Regions from separate parts of the Homo sapiens genome. Here region 2 is linked to region 1. A link is a loop called in an ENCODE intact Hi-C map of the cell type or tissue named here. Cell type or tissue: heart right ventricle. All regions are shown on one strand. Links, peaks and the distances in the headings refer to the core of each region. The heading gives the core; the rest is flanking DNA.

What was found. Peaks named below come from ENCODE experiments on the same cell type or tissue, not always from the same donor. Only the 100,000 strongest peaks of a DNase experiment are listed, where the experiment ranks them.
Region 2: a loop joins it to region 1, with 2.0 times the contacts of the local background. A loop is called at or near these places in 1 of 110 quality-filtered maps.

What each region holds. Positions count from the first base shown.
Region 1 is chr11:47,069,120-47,074,508 of GRCh38, reverse strand. The region is part of intron 3 of CSTPP1 (centriolar satellite-associated tubulin polyglutamylase complex regulator 1); the gene reads right to left. Among named protein-coding and RNA genes, the nearest start is that of ARFGAP2, 110 kb to the left of the region's middle. In heart right ventricle, for the core only: no CTCF peak of the experiment used is centred there; a DNase peak (open chromatin) is centred at 2,368; H3K27ac peaks cover 828 bases.
Region 2 is chr11:47,022,028-47,027,416 of GRCh38, reverse strand. The region is part of intron 2 of CSTPP1 (centriolar satellite-associated tubulin polyglutamylase complex regulator 1); the gene reads right to left. Among named protein-coding and RNA genes, the nearest start is that of CSTPP1, 88 kb to the right of the region's middle. In heart right ventricle, for the core only: no CTCF peak of the experiment used is centred there; no DNase peak of the experiment used is centred there.

The DNA.
Region 1 (5,389 bases), core at 229-5,228:
TTTTTTTCTGAGACAGGATCTTGCTCTGTTGCCCAGGCTGAAATGCAGTGGCATGATCACAGCTCACTGCAGCCTCAACCTCCTGAGCTCAAGGAATCTTCCCACCTCAGCCTCCCAAGTAGCTGGGCCAGAGGCGTGAGCCACTATGCCTGGTGAGTTTTTCTTATTTTTGTAGAGATGTTGGTCTCATTGTGTTGCCCAGGCTGGTCTCAAATTCTTGGGCTCAAGCAATCCTCCCATGTTTGCCTCCCAAAGTGCTAGGACTATAGGCATGAGCCATGGCAACTGGTGCTTTTTGATTTGTTGTTGTTGTTGTTGAGACTGTTGCCCAGGCTGGAGTGCAGTGGCGCAATCTCAGCTCACTGCAACCACTGCCTCCCGAGTTCAAGAGATTCTCCCGCCTGAGCCTCCCAAGTAGCTGGGATTACAGGTGTGCACCACCACGTTCGGCTAATTTGATTTTTTTAATAGAAGAAGAAAGGTGTAGGAACATATTAACCACAAATTAAAAGACTATATGAAAAGCCACTGTTTGACTTGAGAACAAGCTTGTGCACAGAGATGACAGTGTTACACAGCATATGTACTGAAATCTTCTACCCTCAATACACTAAAATAATGAATTTTTCATAGTAGTCATAGTTTTTACATCACTTTAGAGTCAATATTCAGAATAATTACAAAATATTTTTCTAGGACCTGCTCAAGTATACAAAAATATAGTTTGTAATATATCAAAGATATCTTATGAAATAAACTTAGCAATAAAGCAAACTTCTCCATCACAAATCATATTTACTTTTTATTCTAGACAAGCTGGTTTCCTCCTTTCTTTTCAAAAAGCATTATTATTATCACTTTAGCGCTCATGCTGCCTAAAATGCCTTCTTCTCTCCCTCCTATTCAATTTTTGTCCATCTTTCAAGGTCCAATCTAAGCTTCCTTTTCTTTCTTTCTAAGTTTTAAAATATTTCTCAAAAAAATACAGGGTCTCACTATGTTGCTCAAGTTGGTTTTGAACTCCTGGGCTCAAGCAACCCTCCTACCCTGGCCCCCCAAAGTGCTCGGATTACAGGCATGAGTCACTGCACCCAGCCTAATCTTCATTTTCGATGAAAGCTTCCTTCCATTGAGAGCTTCCTCTCCTCTTCCTGATGCTCCGTAGCACCTTTTTGAACCATACATCCCGACACCGGATTACATTCTATAGGATCCCACTCCCTAGTTGTCTTCCCAGCTAGATTGTAAGCATCTTGGTAGCCAGGCCACAGCCTTCTTTCCTATATCTCATAATTTCTAGTACCACTTTGGACACATAGCAGATGCTCAAGCAAAATTTTCCTATATGAAAGCTATAAAAATAGCTTTATTTTTACTATGATTATAAAAATGTTATATGCTCATTATAAAAACTCAGACAATATAAAAATGTGTGAAGAAAAAAGTAGTCTCAACACTAAGAGAAAATCATTCACAACATTTCAGTAAACCTCCTTCCAAATATTTTTGTATGCATGTAAACATATAAAGACATAAAGATACATAATTTTATATAAATAGTACTCTACCATCATGCTGTTCTCACAATAAATATAAATGTTCAGTGTCTGCCTAGAATATTATCACATATTTGCTCATCATTGCTTTCTGAATTTAATTTTACTTTAAAAGTAGAAACATACTTTCAAGAAATTATTGGACAATTAGCATAATACATAAGGCTCTGATCACTGAAATTATATATTTTTCAGACTATGAATTATTTTGTCATCACATCTATTGTAATTATAAGTTCATTTTTTATCCATATATGTGTGTGTGTATATATATATATTTTCTAATTAAAAGAGCTGGAATACATCTATATATTTTAAAAGATATTGGTCATCTGGTAAACACTTTTGTGGACTACTCATTAATCCTTATATGTTTTGTTATACATCTTTCCTGAGGTTTCAATTAGCTAATATATCCTCACATTCCTTCTTCAAGTGACAAAGCTGATGATAATTACTTTCCTATATCGGTTTCATCTCAATTGGATGGCCTCTTGTTTAAACGATAGTGGTGATGGTAAAGCCTACGTTATATAATTTGTCCATGTAAAATCCATCAAATTGAGTTTTTGAGAAATGGTAATTTACAGCTTTAAAGGTTCTGTTTGGTCCTGTGCATCTAGAAAAACAGCTTGCAACCTACTAAGTTCCTTCTGGTCATGCCAGATGAGAATTTCCAGACCGTTTTTCAAATCAGGGCAAGGGGAAAAGAACAGAACAGGGAATCCTTGGCTGCCACAGCCAGCTTCAAATAATTCAGTGTGCTGGGAACAGCAGCCAACTGGGTGCGACTGACTGCACCCTTGCACCAAAGCCAGAGAACAAAGATGAAGGGTGAGGAAATTAAGGAGATTCTTGAAGTGACTTCCCAGGAGGAATCTCAGACCAGCCACACCCAGTCCCTTCATCTTAGTAAATAACTCAGCAAAACTGCAAATGGGCTTAGTGGAGTCCGTGAAGGAACCTCTCCCACAGAGTGGGGGATTTCTTCCTCACTGCTGCTACATGCAACTTCCCAAACCCAAGCTTGCCTGCAGGGGAAGTGTGTGCTCTCCCCAAGTCACAGCATGTTTATTATATGATGCACAAACAAACAGCAAATAGTCCTTGGAGGGTTTTCTCTATTTCCTGGCAGCAGAAAGAGAGCAGCTGTCTTACAGTTTAACTGGGGTTTTGGCCTTTTTAATACAGTTTTTAAAGTTTGTAGTGGAAATCCTATTTTCTATCTTTATCTGATGGTTAAATTGAAATTTGAAGTGCTCCTTCCAAGACAGGCTGAACTGATTGGTAGTGGACTATATAAGTAAGCACGACCCAGCAGGCATTCATTATTTTATTCACCCAGTATTTATCAAGCACCTACAATAAGCAAGGTTCAGAATGGGGATCCAAAGATAAAATATGCAGTCTTTGCCCTCAAGGGAGCTAACAATGATCATTATCACAATGATAAAAGCAACAGACTTTGACAGAGCAGTTATTACATACCGGGATTACTGAAGGCTCCAGTCGGTTATCAAATCTAGTTTTCACAACACTGAAGTAGTATATTCTCCATTTTATAGATGAGAAAACTAAGGCTTGGAAAAATTAACCTGACCATGGTCACACAGCCATATCCAATAAAAAAGGCACCTGAACCTAGGGCCATTTGACTCTAAAGTCTTTCTCTTTAGTGCCTCACACAGAAGTAAACAGATAGTTGATATTACAAATTTACAATCTAGATGGGGAAAAAGGAAAGATAAAAATCCACTTATTCTTAATTCCACATGGCATTTTATGAAAGAGACTATGTATCTGCCAATAACTAAATATAAGGTATGATAGGACAAATGCCCTAAGAGGTCGCTTTTGAATGGAGGCAGGGGAGGGCAAGGACAGGAGGAAATGGGAATCTACTTGAGCTGGGTCTATTTGAGGATGGGCAGGACTGTGACAGACAGACATGGGGGAAAGTTCTACATGGTGGGAAAGCAAAAACAGAGGTGTGAAAGGGGGAAAGCACAAGGAGTGTTTGGGGAAAGTGTTTCTGTGTGGCCAGAGTATAGTCTATAAGTAGGAGAGTAGTGGTTGGAAAGCTGGTGTTGGGTCATGAGTAGCCTTATGATAGTCATAAATTCATATTTCATTAGTAGGCAATACAGAACCATTGAGGTTCTCAGCAGCAGTGACAAGACCAGGGCTGTGCTTCAGAGAATTACATTTCCAACTGTCTTGCAGGAGTTCTCAAGCTTCAGTGTGTATGAGAACCACCTGCAGAGCATTTAAAATGCCTGGGTCCCAACCAAAAAGATTCTGATTAAAGTGGTCTGGGGAGGGACCTAGGCAACAGTATTTTTTAAAAGCACCCTAGCTGATCCTAATATGCAAGCAGGGTTGAAACCGCTTAATGTTTCCCAAACTTGAGTGATCCTAAGAATCACCTGAAATGCTTGTTAAAATTAATTCCCAGGCCCCTTGCCTGCTGGCTGTGGTCGAGTACGTTTGAGGTGGGATCAAGGAATCTGTCTTTTTGACAACCTCCCCAAGGTGTCTAATTAGGTTTCTAAATTAGGGTCAGGCGGTATCAGTGGGAATCAAGAGCAGGTTATGCCAAGCAAAATAAAACTGGAAAATATTAAATTTTCAACATTATTTATATTTGCTTTTACATACTTCCAGCTCTCTCTCTCTCTCTCTCTCCCCCTCTCTCCATCCATCCACCCACCCTGTTTGAGATGGTGTCTCACTCTGTTGCCCAGGCTGCAGATCAGTGGGTATTTACAGGCACATTCATAGTGCACTTATGTTCTCCAACTCCTGGGCTCCTGGGCTCAAGTGAGATTACCGGCATGTGCACTGTGCCTGGCTTGGTAGATCTACTTTAGAGAATGCGTTTAATAACGTTGTGTGTTACAGTCTCACTTCAGCCTAACTTTAAAATTAAAAAGCAACAACGGCCGGGTGCGGTGGCTCATGCCTGTAATCCCAGCACTTTGGGAGGCCAAGGCGGGTGGATCATGAGGTCAGGAGTTCAAGACCAGCCTGGCCAACATGGTGAAACCCCCGTCTCTACTAAAAACACAAAAATTAGCTGGGCATGGTGGCACATGCCGGTAATCCCAGCTATTTGGGAGGCTGAGGCAGGAGAATTGCTGGAACCAGGACCCAGGAGGAGGAGGTAGCAGTGAGTGAGATCGTGCCACTGCACTCCAACCTGGGCTACAGAGTGAGACTCTGTCTCAAAAAAAAAATAATAATAATAAAATAAACAGCAACAACAACAACAATAAAACTCTTGTATTTTCAAAGAACTTCCAAAATCTGCTTATTATGTCCTTCAAAGCATGAAATATCCAATAAACAAGTATTATACGTCCCTCTCTAATAAGAATTATTATTTTTAAATTTTAAACCAGGTGGAGTAACTATTTTTTCTCTTGAAGATAGGTAAAATGGAACTTAAAATTAAAGAACTTGTAGCTACTTTACCTTCATCTGTAAAACAATGAAAGAAGAAATAAAATCACATGGGCAATGCATTCTTATGCCTTAACTACTACAATTACGTTTTGGGCTACAAAATCATACATTCATCTCAGAGACTAAATGACACAAAATGTATATGTTCATTTAGCAGCAGAGCATGATAATGGCTAGAACATTTGACTGACAACCAGAAGACCTGAATTTAGTCTTGGTTTTACAGGTCCTACCAAGTGACTAGGAGACCTTGGCTTTGATTTTTATATTTACACAATGGGGAAGGGTTGAAGTAGATCAGTAGTTTTCAAACCATGTTCCACAGAAGCTTAGAAATTTGCAGAGGCACTTAGAAGTTTCTATAAAAG
Region 2 (5,389 bases), core at 311-5,310, 47 kb after region 1:
TTTCAGTTGCTGCTTCTCTGAAGTAAACTCTTCCCCCCATTGGATCTTTGCATATAATTCAGGTAAAACCCTGTCAGGGTTTTAAAATGTTTCAAACTCCCCTTTGAAGCCCTCAAACTTCAAAACTCATTCCTGAAGGCCTGGCATGCTATGGTAAACTCGCAGGTGCCATCCCTAACACATCAGCTTCTTACCGGCTGATATAAGATGATTAATTCACATCTGCTTACCCCTTGCAGCTTTAAGTATGAAGGAATATCTTTTTTTATAAGGCTGGTTACTCCAGGCCAGTAGAAACAGGGAAATACAGGATGGAAAATCAATGCGCCGAGCACTGGGAAAAGGTTACTGCACACATACATACTCTTTATAGCATGTTAGAAATTTAAATTATAAAAACATGATTCATATGTTATATTTAAGGAGGATCCTGAGGAAGGTACTGAGAATAAAAGAAGAAACAAACAAACAAAAAAGGAAACAAAATTGTGTGTACATGATAATTTTAGCTACTTCATTTATTTATGTTTTGTTTTTTTGAGACAGGGTCTTCCTCTGTCATCCAGGCTGGAGTGTGGTGCTGCGATCTCAACTTATTGCAACCTCTGCCTCCTGAGTTCAAGTGATTCTCATGCCTCAGCCACCCGAGTAGCTGGGACTACAGGCATATGCTACTATGGCCAGCTAATTTTTGTATTTTTAGTAGAGATGGGGTTTCGCCAGGTTGGCCAGGCTGGTCTTGAACTCCTGGCCTCAAGTGATCCACCCACCTCGGCCTCCCAAAGAGCTGGGATTACAGGCATGAGCCACCGTGCCCAGCCAATTTTAGCTACTTTAAAGTAGGTCTGAATAAGGAAAGTGATTAAAAATTTAAAAGATATGAATTGTATTTATTCACTGGATTAGGGTTTTGGCTTATTATTGATTTCTTCCTGTCTTCCAAATATTGTGTAATGTTATGTCAATTAAAAAAAAATAACAACAATTACCGTAAATCTCTAATTTGTCTTGTTCCTACAAGATCCTTCAGTTCTTTCAACAAGGCCTCTAAGCAGAGCTCTTTATAACAGAGCTTCCAGGAGCTTGCCTAATTTCACTTGAAATCCAGAATAATTGTGTTTTCATGGTTTCTCTGGGGAAATATCCCCTAGCCTTATCCCCTAGGAAGAGTTTCTGGACAGACTGTTTCTCTTTACAGTATTTCTGTTACATCTCACCTTCTGCTACATATTACATCTCACATTCTTTATGTGGTTTCTAAACCTGTCATCTGTTATTTCTTTCTCTTCAGCTCTATGTTCCAACCTCTGTATCTCTTTTGTCAACTGGTTCACCCTGTCTGTACTATTTTCTTCTGCTACTGAAGCTGAGTTTAGTCACAGGTGAGGCCTCCCTCAGTCATCTGCAGATCCTGCCATTCCTTCCCCTCCTCTCTATCTCCAGACCTTAAAACAGCTTTTGTCTGTTTTACTGCCAGATCACATACCATAGTTTCATCTAATTTCTTGTCTGTTTTCTTTTATAACTTTTTAAACTCAATTCTAATTTCTTACAAGATTTTGCTCATCCACTGTATATCTATGCTTGGCATTGCACTAGACAACATTTTAAGGTAAATTTTATTCTATTTTCTGCCTGCAGCTATAGCCTTTAGGTTCTTTTTTGTTGTCTTTTTGTTCTCACTAGGATCCCTTTAAAAATGTTCCCATTTTAGCATCACCTGTAGATTTCACTGAAAACTAAACACTATTTTTATGGGCCCCCTTAGATGTTACAAACCCCTTCCTCAGTACCACCTCATCTAAGAAGTGGAAGTATTAAATATATCAACTCTGTTGGTTCAAAGTCCAGCAAGTATAATAATTCTCAAACCATAATCCTTTGTTCTTATTCAAGATGATATGAATTTGGTTGAAAAAAATACTTCATACAAAGTTGTTAATAATAGGCCAAGTCTCCTTGGACTTGATTATAATTCAAAATAATAAAATTGAAGGGGGTTTAGGATGCAGGGTTTGTTCTTTTAGAGCCATCCACATGAAACTTGCAGATAATGATTCGATTCTCCTCTTCATGGTTATCATCTCAACATGTCCTATATAACTTTACTACCGTTATTTCCAGAGTCGCCTTCTGTTCATTCTTTTATTTGTTTTATCTCCAAAGTTGGTCTCACTTTTTAGAAAATAATTGTAGTTTATTTCAGTAGTCATGTATATTTACCTTCTAAAGCTACTGGTAAATCCATGTATATTTTTTAAGCACTCATATTCCCAACTTTAGTTAAAAGCTATTTTGTATTGTTTTACCTTTCCAAGTTCAAGTCCATTGTAGTAACTAGGAACTCCTAAAATAAGGGCACTATAGGCACAAATGATTAAAGTTACTATCTTAATGATTCAGTATTATACCACAGGAAAAAAATCAGTTTCTTCCTGATACCTTTTTAAAACTCCCTTCAAATGTTCTGTTAACTCATTAGGTTTCAATATCAGTTTATTTCTTTTCCTATTTCCAATAGAGAATTTCATTTCTAAAGATACATAAGGAAAGACCTCTAGGTAGCAGGCAGAATCTTGCACCAAACTCTTATAAACAAACGAGAATTTAATGTATTATTAAAGACCACAGAGAAAGAGGTACCACAAAATTTTTGAAGATCCTGGGATAGTTGTTCCAGAAAATCTTTAAAGGAGAGCATAAATTTAACAAGGGGTTCACCTGTTCCTTGACTACCTGTTTGTCAGGTGAGGTCTTAAATTCATTTATATAAAACTTTCTCTGTGATATAAACCTTCTTAGTATTGGTTTATTTCAGAACATGAGCACTCTCTCTCTAATTCTCTACTTGGTGCCATTTAACCAATTACCAACCTTCTAAGGATCAAAGGACATTTCTCAATATTCTTTTGTGATTGATTGAAAATTACAAAGTAGCTACAGACAATAGACTTTAATGAAAATCTGTACTGAAAACTCACTCTTCCTGCCAAACCTTTAAAGATTTACTTTATGTAAGGAATGTTTAAAAAAAAAAAAAGAGAGAGAGAAGATTGGGTGAAGTGGCTCACACTTGTAATCCCAGCACTTTGGGAGGCTATAAGGCAAGAGGATTGCTTGAGCCCAGGAGTTTGAGACCAGCCTGGGTAACATGGTGAGGTCCCGTCTCTATGAAAAATATCTTTAAACATTTGCCAGGTGTGATGGCACACACCTGTGGTCTCAGCTACTTGGGAGACTGAGGCAAGAGGATCTCTTGAGCCCAAGAGGTCAAGGCCAGTGAGCTATGTTCATGCCACTGCATTCCAGCACTCCAGCCTGGGTAACAAAGTGAGACCCTGTCTCACTTAGAAAAAAAAAAAAGGAACACAATAACTTAAACATAAACTGGTTTCTTAGAAAGTAAGATATTGGTGGAATTACCATATAATTCAGTAATTCCACTTCTGGGTATATAGTCAAAAGAAATGAAAGCAGGGACTTGGACAAATATATGATATATACACCCATGTTCACAGCAATATTACTCACAACAGTCAAAAGGTGGAAGCCACCCTAGTGTCTAATGACAGATAAGCAAAATGTGATACATACATACAACGGACTATTATTCAGTCTTAAGAAGGAAGGAAATCTGATACATGGTACAACATGAATGAACTTTGAAGACCTTACTCTAAATGAAATAAACCAATCAAAAAAGACAAATATTGTATGAGTTCACTTACTTGAGGTACCTAGAGTAGTCAAATTCCTAGATACAGAAAGTAGCATGGTGATTGCCAGGAGCTAGGGGGTCAGAAGGAATGGGAAGTTGGCAAGTCAGTATTTAGTGAGTACAGAGTTTTAGTTTAGGAAGATAGAAAAGTTATGGAGGTGGATGACAGTGATGGTTGCAGAACAATGTGAATGTATTTAATGCCACAGAACTGTACACTTAAAAATAGTTAAAATAGTCAATTTTAACCAGGTCCCCTATGGGCCCTGATCATCTCCACTCTTCCAGTCCCCAGGATACTCACCATGTAGAACCTGAGGTACCACTGAAGTAGGTCACACAGTTCAGGAGGTCCAGCTTCTGCAGGGCCAATAGGAGGCAAAATATCTTAAATATTTTCTAACATTTAAGATATTTTGTGGGTTAAGTGCTATGTTTTATCATATTTTTTAAAAAGTAAGATATAGGTGTGAAATATCCACTATGTATATTCATAGAATTGCCTGATGGAATGAAAAACTGGAAGTTATAACCAAAAACTTTTTGAGTAGTTCTCAAGAAAAAATGACTATGGCTTTGCTACTGAAAATGTGAACCAAGGACAGCAGCACTAGCATCACTTAGAAGCCTGTTAAAAATCAGAATCTGAGGCCCCAACCCAGACCTACAAAATCTGATTCTGCATTTTAACAAGATCCCTAGGTGATTCACACAAACATGAAAAAGTTCAAGAAGCACTAGTCTGGGACAAATCTTCCTGGCTGTATGACTTTGTATTGCAATTATTTTTCTCTGTAAACTAGTGATTACAGGAATGCTTATTACATAAGGTTGCCAAAGGTTAAATGTGTTAATAATGCATTCTGTAAAATGCTTGGCACATTCGGGGACTATCTTATTATTATTACTCTGCTGTGCAGAAAATCTGTGAAAGTTGATTTTAGGAACTTTTCTAAAAATATTAGTCTTAGAAAATCAATATTTTCCAGAGGATATGGATAGTGTATGGCTTTAAGAGATAACTGTAGTGGCTGGGTGCAGTGGCTCACATCTATAATCCCAGCACTTTGGGAGGCCAAGGCAGGCGGATCACCTGAGGTCAGGAGTTTGAGACCAGCCTGGCCAACATGGTGAAACCCTGCCTCTACTAAAAATCCAAAAATTAGCCAGGTGTGGTGGCGCACGCCTGTAGTCCCAGCTACTTGGGAGGCTGAGGCAGGAGAATCTCCTGAACCCAGGAGGCAGAGGTTGCAGTGAACCGAGATCACACCACTGTACTCCAGTCTGGGTGACAGGGCAAGACTCTGTCTCCAAAAAAAAAAAAAAAAAAAAAAAAAAAAGGACATATGAAAGATATGAAAGAAAATAGTATGAAGAAATGGAAATGACTTTCTTCAGAAGATACAATGTAGAATAGAGTGGAGACATCAAATTCATTTACAATGGGACTTTTTTTTTGTTAAAGTATGGGAGGACCAGACTAATATTATTTACAAAACATAAATGGAATGAAAGTGGCTTTTAATAAGATGATGTCATGTTTAAGATATTTTGGGGGCTAAGTGGTATGCTTTCCACATGTCTGAAATCCCTTCATGGGATATTACCTTTCAGCTGAAATGTCATAAACATATATGACTTACGTGATAAAAAAAAAAAAAAACCATATAT